2 separate regions of the Homo sapiens genome follow, and region 2 is linked to region 1. The links are chromatin loops, found by intact Hi-C in ENCODE. Cell type or tissue: natural killer cell. All regions are shown on one strand. Links, peaks and the distances in the headings refer to the core of each region. The heading gives the core; the rest is flanking DNA. Region 1 overlaps HADH (hydroxyacyl-CoA dehydrogenase). Region 2 has its middle 28 kb from the start of SEC24B.

The links. Hi-C counts contacts between places; a loop is a spot of excess contacts. Peaks named below come from ENCODE experiments on the same cell type or tissue, not always from the same donor. Only the 100,000 strongest peaks of a DNase experiment are listed, where the experiment ranks them.
Region 2: a loop joins it to region 1, with 19 times the contacts of the local background. A loop is called at or near these places in 8 of 110 quality-filtered maps.

What each region holds. Positions count from the first base shown.
Region 1 is chr4:108,015,834-108,022,758 of GRCh38, forward strand. HADH (hydroxyacyl-CoA dehydrogenase) reads left to right here. Exons shown (of 8, transcript NM_005327.7): 4 at 3,707-3,833. Among named protein-coding and RNA genes, the nearest start is that of HADH, 29 kb to the left of the region's middle. In natural killer cell, for the core only: CTCF peaks have their summits at 2,957 (motif pointing right) and 3,161; a DNase peak (open chromatin) is centred at 2,948.
Region 2 is chr4:109,402,849-109,409,773 of GRCh38, forward strand. No RefSeq gene overlaps it. Among named protein-coding and RNA genes, the nearest start is that of SEC24B, 28 kb to the right of the region's middle. In natural killer cell, for the core only: CTCF peaks have their summits at 3,692 and 3,896; a DNase peak (open chromatin) is centred at 3,683; H3K27me3 peaks cover 356 bases.

The DNA.
Region 1 (6,925 bases), core at 1,448-3,947:
GACATCTGACAGCAGACAGTTAAGGACATGTAGGGTACTTCTGTGCTCCACTCTCGGGCATAGGAGTACCCTACGTGTCCTTAACTGTCTGCCAAGGACCCTCAGAGCAGTTCTGTGTTTCCTCCTTTTTTGGATGGAGCAAACAGAATGGTGTAATTGAAGGGAATGCCTATAGACAGAGAGGACTTTCCTGTTTTGAGCTTCATCTGGGTTCAATCGAAGTACTCTTGGGAGTGTTAAAGGAGCATTGACTTCTTAGCTGGCTGGCTTCCTGGTGGAATTCTTCCTGGCAGAATGTACCTTGGGATCCAGAGCCTTCGAGTGTGTGACACCTGACCCACTGATCAGTGCTCTTCTAGTGACTTGTTTGACTATATTTTCATGCTTCTTGGTTGGAATTGAATGGCAGAATAAGATTATATGACAAAAGCAATTCTCAGGGCACTTCCGGTGGGCAGTGGCTAAAGAGAGTCACTTGCATACCAGCTTGTCGGAATGTTAACCTTCAGAGATGGGTGGCCTTGTGGCCAGAGAGGCCCTGCCCCTGACAAAGAGAAGAGACTTGCCTTTCTGTCATCTGTCCATCACTGCCAATCAGTGTCCTCGTGCATTTCACACTGGCATCTAGAGGCTACAGAGACATCTGACAAAAACAGAATATACTTGTGGTACCGGGACTGGCTCCCAGGCCAGCAGGGAGCCCTCTGGGATAATAAACAGCCACCCCAAAAAAGGGAGTTTTGTCAAGCAGTTTGATCTTTATTGAAAAGATTGGTCGCTCTTGGTGACAGTGAAAGGCCTGACTGCCCTCCATTGTCCATGTCTGGTACAGAAGAAGGATCACTGGAGAAAGTCAGGAGGCCTGGGCCTGGTGCTGACCCCCTCACCACCTCCAGCCTTGGAAAGGTCCTCAGTTTCGTCATCTGTAATGCAAGTTGAGGTGATTGGGGTAAATAATTTCCTAGACCTTTCTGGCTCTAACTCTCTAAGACTAGCTTCCCCCATTTGTAAAATAGGAGCAGCAGCACTGGTACCTATTGTACAGAGTTGTTTAGGAAACTCATTTCATTTAGCTCACATTTCCTGAGTGCCTGCTGTGTATCAGGCACTACACTAGGCTCTTTAACCTGAATTGATGCAAAACAGATATGAGGTGTGAAAAGAAGGCATGACCCATAGTCATACCAAAGATGTGACTTTGCTGCTGACCTTCTCCACCTTTCTTGGCACTGTTTGTTTTTGTTTTAGATCACCACCATTATTGAATGCTTGCTACAATTTTTAAGCAGCCGTATTGAGAGGTACTTTACTGACAAATTTTACAGTTCGATCCTATAATGGGAGAAGAAAATATAGTCAAGTGATACATTTCGGGTTGGAAGCCCTGATGAAACAGTTGCATCCTGGAGAGAACATGACTTCTCTAGCAGCAGCCTAAGACACACAAATGAAAAGTATGACCAGACGCACAGGCAGCCAGATCGAAGTCCTGACTTTCCCCTTTAGACAAAGTACAGACTCTTGAATCCTTTGCCATCCCCACCAACCCTCTTGTCTTCTTTATACTAGGGTCTGGGGCCATTGCTAATAATCACTGTGCTTGTGTTGTCGATTTTCTTTTAGAACATTTAAGAGAAAAGTAGTTTTTTTGGTACCTGAGTGTCCGAATGAAAAAAACAAAAGATGGTTCAAGACAAGTGTTTCCAGGAACATGTAAGAGTACTTTTTTTTTTTTTTTGAGACGGAGTCTCGCTCTGTCGCCCAGGCTGGAGTGCAGTGGCATGATCTTAAGCTCACTGAAACCTCTGCCCCCCAGGTTCAAGCAATTCTCCTGCCTCAGCCTCCCTAGTGGCTGGGATTACAGGCATGCGCTACCATGCCCAGCTAATTTTTGTATTTTTAGTAGAGACGGGGCATGTTGGCCAGGCTCGTCTCGAACTCCTGACTTCAAGTGATCCACCTGCCTCGGCCTCCTAAAGTGCTGGTATTACAAGTGTGAGCCACCGTGCCCAGCCCAGAGTACATTTTGTTTGTGGATGAAAAGACTGTCCTATGTGTTTAGTATTCTCTGAAGACAGTGTGAGACTTTTAGGAACAAAGTCAGCCTGACCCTGTTGGGAGAGGCAGAAGCAGAGGTCTGCTGGGGAGAGATCATTTCCTCCTTCTGATAAAATGTGCCAGAGTGCCCTGGACTGGTGATACCTGGAACTGGGCTCTGATGTCACTTTATTTTACCAAATGTGCCCAAGTTTCCCCTTTTTGCAGGTGAATGGCCCTTCAAACATTCTACAAAAAGGGGTATTACGATTGTAATACTAATCTTTAAAATAACACTTTCTTTTCTTAACGGGAGTGTGGAGCCACAGCTGGCACAGCCTTGGGCCCAGGCTGTCCCTGCTCTGTTTTTGTGGTTCCAGGTGCTTGTGGTGCAGGTTGTGTGGTTGAACAGTGCTTGTGTTGGCCACACACATTGTTATTGGAAGAGGATCTTTTTTTCATTACCTTCTGTAATGGGGAATAGTTTATATTATTTTCCCCAATGACCAAAAGCAAGAAACTTTGAAAACTGAAATTTTAAGACCTTAAAACAATGTCATTTTTTTTTTAAAAAGGAAACCCTGGCATTTAAATGGCCTACCTTGGAAGCTGTTGGAGAAGGTGGATGTGCTCATACCTGGAAAGAGAAGGCTCTCCGCTGCCTACCCACACTGGTCTCGCCTTTTACCTCTTTTCCCTCCTTTCCAAATAACTGGTTTCTTCTCCCTTCTCTTCCTCCTCTCCTCCCACCCGCCCCTGATTTGAGCAGATTATAGTATTGCCTGTTAGGTAAGCAGAAACCCCCAAGCCTGGTCAGTAAGGGATCCTTTCCTTTCCTGCCCTGTTACAGTCCATCTTGGTTGGAATCAGCACCAGGCCTGTTTGTATGTTTTTATCCGCAAGGTGGCGCTGCAGGAAAGCCTGGAAGTCAACCTGTTTAAAGCTTTTCCTCTCATGCTTTTGGCACGCCACTTTACTGTGGCCTTAAAGAACTAAATTTGGTTTAAGTCAGTATGGATTTTTTTTAATGAATAAGTTAATGTCTTATATATGCATATGCCTATATCCTCTTTTCCCCATATCTACCCATGTAACCTTAAAATTTTTTTGAACCATGTTGGTGTTCTTGTTTTCATTTTAATTCCCATTCAATTGAAAAATAAAGCTTTTCACTTCAGGGAAAATATCTTAATTCACGTTTATTATCATATGTTTCTGATTGAGGATTTATGTGTTCATTTAGAATTTTGTTGCTTTTAGGTGTCTTTCTTTCATTATTTTTTGATCACTGAGTTTCGTTTGTGACTGGGGTTGGTTAAGTAGCTTGATCAATTAGCCACCTCTTGTTATCTCACATACCTTGGAAGTTAACTAATACAAGTAGGTAGGGGAAATTTTGTTCTGGAAAATCAAGGAAGGATTGGTGAAGGTTAAATACCTCTTCGGAACAGGAAATTCCAATTTTATTTCAAATTTAAAAATTTTTAAAAAGCTGAAGTCACTTGATTTCAGCCTCTTATATGAAGATGTGTCTTCTCCCTCATTCCCCCAATGGGTCAGGACAACAGATGTGGCAGTAAGCAGTCACCTTGTGCATTGCATCCAAGAGTCATGCTGTTTTGAAAGAAGAGATTCACTCTGATACTCCCACTATATTTTCTCTTCACAGACATACAATCTTTGCCAGCAACACTTCCTCCTTGCAGATTACAAGCATAGCTAATGCCACCACCAGACAAGACCGATTCGCTGGCCTCCATTTCTTCAACCCAGTGCCTGTCATGAAACTTGTGGAGGTCAGTGGGTGTCAGCTTGTGTGTGTCTGCCCGCTCTGCCAGCTCTCTCAGTCCTGCTTTTCTGTGTTACACCAGCCCTGCCACCAGTTGCCTAGGATGGGTTTTAACCTGAGGGTAGAAGGTTGTCCCTGAGCCTCATATCTAGGAGGGCTTCTATGCTTTGTTTCTTCACAGCCCTGTGTCTTGCTTAGTGATATCCAGAAAGGCTGTTAACTTTGTGGAATGTCATTTACTTATTTGTGCCAGAGCTGATGGGCAGTGCTGAGAGGCATCAGAATGGGAAGGCAGCACTAGAAACCGTGGGCTGGATGGGACCACACAGAGGGCAGCTACATGTGTTCATATTATCTCGTCGAGGTCAGCTTGCCCATGCTGTAAATGCAGTTCTCATTAGATACACTATACTAGCTTGTCCACAGTTCCTGGGGTTAATTCTGACCCCATGTAATGGTGCCTTAGCGTTGTCCCCAGATGAGGTACATCTCCTGTGCATTGTGATCAGAGCTATTAAAACCAGCTCCCATTGGGTGCGGCGGCTCATGCCTGTAATCCTAGAACTTTTGGAGGTGGAAGTTAGTGGATTGCTTGAGACCCAGGGGTTCAAGAACAGCCTAGGCAACATGGCAAGACCCCATTTCTACAAAAAATAAAAAATCAGCCAGGGGTTTTGGTGCACGCATGTAGTCTCCAGTACTTGGAAGGCTGAAGTGGGAGGATTGATTGAGCCTGGGAGGTTGAGGCTGCAGTGAGCTGTGATTGCACCACTGCACTCCAGCCTGGATGACAGAGCAAGATCCTATATCGAATAAAAAAACCCTAAAAGTAAAAAAATAAAACCAGCTTCTGATAGCCTTGAGCCTCCTGACCATAAACCTGGAAGGTGGAGCGGGGAGGCAGGGAGGGCTTCCCCAGCATCCTGTTTGGAATGCTTGGAGACTCCAATATGTTGGAGTTGGAGTCACAGTAGGCAATTTGCACCTGAAATGGGACAACTTGCCTTTTACAGGGTCCTAATTACAGGGTCTGAGGAGCAGCCGCTATTAAAGTAGCATTTGTTCTGAGGTTGAGGAGTTATTGCCCTGCGAAGTGTGGGGGACGCTGATGCTGCCATGTGGGTGATGTGGGGCCAGGCAAACCTACACACACTGGCTGTGGCCTCTCTGGGAGTGTGTATCGTCTGTTTTCTTCATTATTGCCTTTTCCAACTACCTTTTCCTTCCTTTATCCTCCTCATTCCCTCACCACTACTCAGCATAAGCATTTTTAATAAGTCATAATAATGACCATTTTTTTTAGCATTTTCTCTCAAGTGACAACTTTGACCATCTTGCAATGGGACTTTTTCTGTCTTACTAACATTGCTTCTCAGCTTCCTCCTATTTTCTCCTATCCCCTAAGGCTGATTTTTTGAAGAAATTGAAGAATGAAGGGGAGGGATTTGGGGAACAGAAGAAACAGCATTTAACAGCTCTTATCTCATGCAGATTAAGAGCAAAGAAGTGGCATGCATTTCCAACATTTCAGTACTTAGGGACTAGTTGATTTCTTTAGTTATTATATTGTATATATAAGTGTTTTGGAGATAGGCACATTCTGTAGATTTACTTTAATAATGTTTTCAACTGCATTTATCTGGTAATGTATGCTTTTGTCTTTGGAAATGTAGTGTGTTGGTTGTTAACAGCTGATGTTTAGCAAATGCTACTATTTTTTAGAAAGTATTTTGTAAAAGTGTTCTTCTCTATTCAGTTTTTATTGTTTAACTTTAGCTCTTCCTTGTGTTGCTGGTGGTGTACACCAAAATAACTTGTATAATAAGCTAAGTGGCTCCTTTACTTAGGACTGGGCTCATTTAAATGTATATATATATGTATTTTTTTTCAGACTCTGTTGGAACTAGGAGCAGCGTATCTGTACAAATTACTGTTCGTTGAATGAATGAATGAGTGAATAAACATCCATCTCTCCTGTTTAAAAAGAAACAAACCTTCACTATTATTAACTCCCTTAAACCAAAAACTTAATTTGAAAACTCCATAGTCAGCAGTGTTTGTCCCCCAGCTCAGTCTGTGGTTTTGATGGAGACTTTTTAGACCTCCTTTCAAACAGCTCTGGGATTCTGTTTGATTTGTGGTACCCGCAGGGTGGCTTCTGGTCTTTCTCGTCCTGCTCCTCTTCTCCATCTTCACTGTGTCTTTTCCTGTTTCCATCCATTCACTTCTCTTGATGTCACGACATGACACCATGGCCCAGGCTGTGATCACACGAAAACAGGAGTGAGAACTCTTCTTTGTTTATATAGCACCTTTCATCCCTGCACAGACACTAGCTCATTAGTTCACCGAGTCAGACGGCCCTCTTGCACAGGGAAGACATGCCCATGATCCCCATTCCAGAGAAGAGAGGTGAGGCAGTTGCCTAAGATCCCATGAAGGGTCTAAAGTAAACCCTTTGACTCCGATTGAAGTTCTTTACTGGCCTTTACATTTTACATATATATATGTGTGTGTGTGTGTGTGTGTATGTGTGTGTGTATGTGTGTGTGTGTGTGTGTGTGTATAGTTGAATGAATGAGTGAATAAACACGCATCTCTCCTGTTTAAAAATATATATATATATACTTCATCTGGTTCTTTCCATTTACCATTACACATGAGTTCTCTAACTGCTTACTGAGGGCTGACTGTGCCGGGCATCGTGCTTGGTGCCATCCCCTACAGATGCCAGTAGGGCAGCCCTTGTGCCCTTGCCTGTACCTCACAGAGGTCAGGAGGGCTGCTGGAGCAGGTGGCAGGCCCCGCTTGCTGTAAATGAAAGCCTTCCCCAGAAGGATGAGTCTGTTCTGAAGCCAAGGGGCCGCTGGCCTCTAGAGCATCTGTGTGGCAGAGGGTGGAGTCATGGGAGAAATACTCAGGAATCCAGGAGAACTGTCACTTGGGCAAATTACTCACTTTCCTGGGGCTCCTCCTCCTCTATAATAGAAGATCAGGTCCCACGTAGAAGACTTTAAGGGCAACCATCATATACTTCCAGACTTCTAATAATTAAATAATGGAAGTCAGCATTTATTGAGCATTTGTGCTTAGGCTTTG
Region 2 (6,925 bases), core at 2,215-4,714, 1.4 Mb after region 1:
CAATTGTGGAGTGATGGGTACATGGGAATTCATTATATTATATATTCATCATATAATTCTCTTTGAACATATTTTAAATTTTCTATAATACAGAGTTCTTTTTATAAACAAAGAAGGAATGATAGGAATGATTTAGATTTCTTAGCAACACCGGAAGCAAGAAGACAATGAAGCAATGGCTTCAAACTCCTGAAAGAAAACTATTTCCAAAGTAGAATTCTATACCTAGACAAACTGTAAATCAAGTGCAAGGGAAGTGCCCAAACAGATGAATCGGCCTTAGCTGAATCAATGGCTGTCCATCCATTTCTCTTGGAAGTAAGACAGAGTATTTGGATACTGAAACAAGTAGGTTTGTATATTTGATAATGGAAATAGGAGGTATTTCTCTTTAATGTGCTTCTGATTGCTTTACTTTGAGGAACTCATATCTAATGGAAAACATGGATGTATAAACAGGTAATGTTTATGTGTACCAAAACAAAATATACTAAGTTCTCCAATAGAGCTATGTTTAGCAGCTTATGGGACTCCAGCTTTGTGCCTCAAGAAAGGATTTATGGAGCTAGTAATGCCCGAGATAAGCCTTAAAGAATGTATAGCAGTTACACAAGTAAAGAAGGAAGGAAAAAGTATTCAAGGTGGTGAAATCACAATTAATAAAGGCATAAAGGAATAAAACATCATGGTGTATGTAGAATACTAGCACAGAACCAAACACAAGGTTGGGCCCCGTGGTTCACGCCTGTAATCCCAGCACTTTGGGAGGCCAAGGCAGGAGGATCACTTGAGGCCAGGAGTTCGACAACAGCCTGAGCAACACAGCAAAACCTTGTCTCTACAAATATTTTTTTTAAAAAAACTAGCTGGGTGTGGTGGCATGTGCTGTGGTCCTAGCTCCTCAAGAGGCTGAGGCAGAGGATCGCTTGAGCCCCAGCAGTCAAGGCTGCAGTGAGCTGTGATCATGCCACTGCGCTACAGCCTGGGTGACAATAATGCTTATTGACATGGACCTGGCATATCTAGTGAGACTAGAGATCATAGATGAAATTGGAAAGTATTATGCAGCTATTGGTTATCTGAATGTTGGGTTTATTGTCATGAAACAGCAGAGTCAGGAAACAAGGTGTTGGCCAGGCGCGGTGGCTCACACCTGTAATCCCAACACTCTGGGAGGCCGAGACGGGCGAATCACTTGAGGTCAGGAGTTTGAGACCAGCCTGGCCAACATGGCAAAACTCCATCTCTACTAAAAATACAAAAATTAGCCAGGCATTGTGGCACACGCCTGTAATCCCAGCTACCCAGGAGGCTGAGGCAGGAGAATTGCTTGAACCCGGGAGACGGAGATTGCAATGAGCCAAGATCTCACCACTGCACTCCAGCCTGGGTGACAGAGTGAGACTCCAGAAAAAAAAAAAGAAAGAAGGAAGGAAGGAGAGAAAGAGAGAGAGAGAGAGGAAAGAAAGAAAGAAAGAAAGAAAGAAAGAAAGAAAGAAAGAAAGAAAGAAAGAAAGAAAGAGAAGGAAGAAAGAGAGAGAAGGAAGGAGGGAAAGAAGGAAGGAAGGAAAGAAGGAAGGAAGGAAGGAAAGAAAGAAAGAAGAAAGAAGGAAAGAAAGAAAGAAAGAAAGAAAGAAAGAAAGAAAGAAAGAAAGAAAGAAAGAGAAAGAAAGAAAGAAAGAAAAGAAAGCAAGAAAGCTAAAAACTGTATTCTGCAGTAGAAGTTAAGGATCTAGAAAGTTTAGGAAACAACCAAGATGGTAAGTTCCTTAAGATCTTAAATGTAAACTGGTAGAAGTCTCCTACCAGTGGACTTCTACACTCAGTCTTAGGAATAGTCTGGATGGCTCACAGTTCACAAATTTGTTTACTAAGGTTGAATTTAGCCCTGGCTTATATTTCATTTATTTAATTCAGCAATGTTTATCATCATTTATTCATTTGCCAGTTGATTCTACAAAAAATTTTAAGCACCTATTTATATAGACACTGTTGACATAAAACAGTCTTTGTGGTGTCTATAGTCCAATGAGAGAGGCAGATGCTAAAGAAATATAGGCACAATTAATACATAAAAGGCATTTTTATGTGGCACACAGTCCATACCATATGACCCAACCAGAAGGTTCAAGTATTTCAGTACAATTTAGGTCAACTTCAATATTAAAAATACTTCCTAAGTACAATAGTAATTTTTAGTGCATATTATAAACAAGGGCCAAGAAAAAAAAACCCTAATTTGATCTTTATATTTGTTAGTTCTTAATGAAAATACTAATTGCTCTTTACCCATTTCTGTGAAACTCTAAATTTTTATTTGTGATGAGTCCAGGTCTATTGGATAGACTTTCAGCATTAGTAAAATGACAGAACATATTACAGGGAAAGTATAAGAACATACAGATTCATTTTCTTTTAAGCTTGGAAACAGGATTCTTTGACTCAAATAGGGCTTCTGTTTGGTGAATTAATGGGTCACCATAACCAAATAATTGTAAGTCACAATTTAACTGAAAACCAGAGAGTAAAAATAGCAAAGACTAAACATATAACATCCTTCTTTCTTCATCTTTGCTTCTGAAAGGTGTGTCTTTCCTGAACTATGAATCACTGCCACAGACTTTGCAAATTTGTTCCATAAGAGGGAAGTACCAGAGCAGCAGTAATGTTCTCATCGCGGGCTTCGCTGCTTCGGAGGGAAGAGGGGCACAGCCTATATAGTTTGGATAACTCTCATTCCCCACAGGTCGCATAAAATGGAAACTGTTAAAACATAAATATTCTGCATTGTTTCACATTACCTTTACACAATAACTGTGACGACTATACTAATAGCAGGCATGATCTTATTGCTTCCTTTCCTTCTTAAACTTGAGTCTTGGGTATCATCATAATCAACATTCTAAAGCTTCCAACATCTCAATCCTAAAAAGTAAATGAAAGCATGGTCCATAAAATTTACAGCTTATGTTTAGTATTTTGGCAACTATTGCTACTCCATAGGCCTGAAAGTAAAATAAATAGGGCTTGAATTTTGAGTCGAAATCAAAATTAAGGTTTTCTTTTTCTTTTATGACTTGGCTTGCTACAGAATTCTGATTGCTACAGAAAAAATTCTGAAAAATATTTGGTAAAATTCTGATTGCTAAAAAATTTTTATGAAATTCCCAGATTAATAATTGTTATTTTAGCCAAAAGTTTTTCAACATTGTTAAAATATAGCATTGGCTAAAGTCTCTCTCTCTATGTGTATGTGTGTGTGTGTATGTATATATAGATGCACACAGACTTTATTTATAATTTTTGCATGCCCTAAAATTTCCGTTTATGTATTCTTTCTGATTGTTTTTCCAAAAAATTAACACCCACATTGACTTATTAGCTTCTCTCCTAAGATAATTTTCTCTCCATATATGAAACAAAGTTGAAAAAAAATAGCTTCTTTTACATCATATAGTAATAATTTCAGTATCACATATTTTCTTCTTTGTCTTCCCAATAACAATTGCTTGAACAATGATGATAATGAATTTGTGGGTGAAATTATTATTACTTTGTGCTTCTTTACCCTCTTTTGTGTAATTAAGGGTACAGTGTACTTCTTTACCTTCTTTTGTGTAATTCAGGGTACAGTGTACTGTTTTACCCTCCTTGTGTAATTCAGGTACAGCAGCACCACATAGTGGACATTTTGGTACTTCTCCGTGAAGAATCATTTCGCTTACCTTCAAAGCAATTGGTTTGCTTTAAGGAATGCAATTTGTGTGGATATTGCTGATGATTATCTCTCTTAATATTGCTCTGGTGAGCCAACATGTGAAGTTACAGATTTCACCTAATATAAGAACAATAATCAGCCTCACAGTCATTGTGAAAAGATAAAAGAGAAGTATTTTAAAATAAGTGTGAAGATACATATAAGTCTGTGCTTCAAATTTACTATGTAATACTAATTATTTCCTAATGTATACTTTGTAAGGGAAGCAAAGCCAATGCTTAGATTTTAGTAATAATAATTCTCAGAGTAAGCCATTCATCCTCATCCATATTCCTATATATCTATAGAAAGAGGCCTAATAGAGGTAATTGTTGCTGTTGTGATTAAATCAAGGCACAAAGAAAAAAATAATGTATGCTATCCCAGGAGTTGATATGTAAATCCAGTTAGCAAAGAGAAAAATTATGCTAATATTAACATTGTCATTTTTTTTGCCACAGTAAGTCTGGATTTGTCAGACATCAATTAAAATCAGGGTGTGAGCAAGGATTTTACACATTCATGGAGAAACATAAAGAGCTGCCATCTAAATGCAATAATACAGTATTTAACATTGTTCTAATAGTCACACCACTTTTTGTCCCAGAATAATTTATGCTCCCTGACTCAGCATACAACTCCCTGGCTAGATTGGAACAGAAACAAACTGACAACCCAGAGAGGAAGCATTGTGTAGAAGGGACAACTCACCCACAGCCCCATGCTTTAGGGGCTTCAGCCAGTTTGTTCATAGAATCAGACTCACTGGAAATATTCAGGACTTAGAATGGTGCAAGGCGAAAAGGAGCAAAGGGAGTCATTTGCAAAAGATAAAAAACACAGTCACTTCTACAGAGTTCAATCATGCAATCACTTGTTGAATTAACCAGACAACATTTCTCAGTTAACGTCTACATGAAAAGCACTGATCCAGGCACTATGGACTATAGAGCAGGGGTTGGCAAACCACAGCTAGTATGTGGCCTGTTTTTCTACAGCCTGTGAGCTGGGGATGAATTTACATTTTAAAAGATTGTTTAGAAAGGGGACAGACAGAGTAAAGAATATATGACAGAGATATTTTGCCAGCAAAACCTAAAATACTGACTATCTTGTCTTTTACAGAAAAAGTTTGCTGACCCCTGCCATCGAGACAGATTTAACACTCAATAAACTTAGAGTCTAGAAAGGACACTAAAACATAACAATAGAACAAACTCAATAACTTATAACTTTCAACCATTTACTGTGTGTTCAGAACTGGGTTAAGGCTGGTTGTGATGGGTGATACCTGTCATCTCAGCACTTTGGGAGGCCCAGGCCGGAGGATTGCTTGAGCCCAGGAGTTTGAGACTAGCCTGGGCAATAGAACAAGACCCCATTTCTACAAAAAATATCAAATAAAAATTAGCCATAAGAGGTGGCACATACCTGTAGTCTTAGACACTTGGGAGGCTGAGGCAGGAAAATCGCTTCAACCCAAGATTTTGATGCTACACTGGGCTATGAATGCACCACTGCACTCCAGCCTGGCTGACAGAGCTAGACCCTGCCTCTTAAAAAAATTAATTAATTAGTCTGGGCGCAGTGGCTCACGTCTGTAATCCCAGCACTTTGGGAGTCCACGGTGGGTGAATCACAAGGTCAGAAGATCAAGACCATCCTGGCCAACATGGTGAAACCCTGTCTCTACTGAAAATACAAAAATTAGCCAGGTGTGGTGGCGTGCGCCTGTAGTCCCAGCTACTCAGGAGGCTGAGGCAGGAGAATCGCTTGAACCCAGGAGGCAAAGGTTGCAGTGAGCCGAGATCGCACCACTGCGCTCCAGCCTGGGGTACAGAGCGAGACTCTATCTCAAAAAAAAAAATTAAAAATTAAAATAGAATTGGGGTAAGTGTACTATATTCATTATTTCATTTAATCTTCACCAAAGAAAGTATGAGGTAGTTATAATTATTATCAATTTAACAATGAATAACCCAAGACTTAAAAAGGCTAATAAATAAGATCATGTAAATGACCAAATCTGGGATTAAAATCTAGGCCATCTAGCCCACAGCACTTAACCACTCAGTTCAGGTACATAAATAAGAATGAAAAAAAGAGTAGAGAAATATAAAACTATAATATACTGCAGCAAAACAGAGGTGGCAGATAACACTTCCAGAGGGCTGTTCAGGGAAGATCCTTGGACATGGTAGTTTTTAAGTTGGGCCTTGGAAGATGCGAGTGATTCAGATGCCTGACATTGCAGGGAAGGGCAGTCAGCTTTGGAACTGCCTAGGGGCAGAAGCATGGTGGGTGTTGGGGAGCGGTGAGCTCCCCACTGAGCAGAAAGAGAATGTACAGGAAGATACTACTGGGAGATGAGTAGGAAACCTCGGTTAGAGCTAGACTGTGGATGGTGCTGAACAAAGGAAAAATGGGGAATTTAAATAAATGAAAGTGACTGGACATTTATGACTAAACAGTTGACACAATCAGCCCTGTACTCTGGGGAGATTAATCTTACAAGGGTGTTTTGGATGGATTAGAAGAAGAACTAGAGACAGGAAAATAAATGAGTAGGCTATTAACAATAATCCAGGTCTGAGATTGATGAAGACCTGAACTAGAGTAGAGACAGTGAAAACAGCATGCTAGAGAGGAAAATGTATTGTTAAGGTCTCCACCTACCAAAGCCACTCACTAAGTAATGCAAGAGGGAAAAGATAAGTGGTCTGGCAACGACAATCCCCCCACCCCGCTTCCTCAGACCCCTAATAAAGGCTAAATGTTGTCTTCTTTTGATAATTGTCACTAATTTTTCCCCAGCCTTGTGCCACCACACTACCATGCATAAACACATACACACGGGTACAATATACACGGACATCAGTTTTACTGACTGAAGATCCCAATATTGGTTATCTTGATAAAGTCAAATTTACTTTAATGGAATTTCACCTGAATAAAAATGTCCATGTTTTGAGGTTGAGTGGGGAGGTAGGGGAAACAATGCCACACAGTATGATTTACCGTGTTTACAATCCACAGGAATTGCCCTCTACATGGGTTGTGACATCTATACCCAAATCGACAACTCACACTTCAGACATATAGGCCTTGGTTTAATGAATCTGTCACTTTAAAACATGGACTCTAGGCCAGGCATGGTGGCTCACGCTT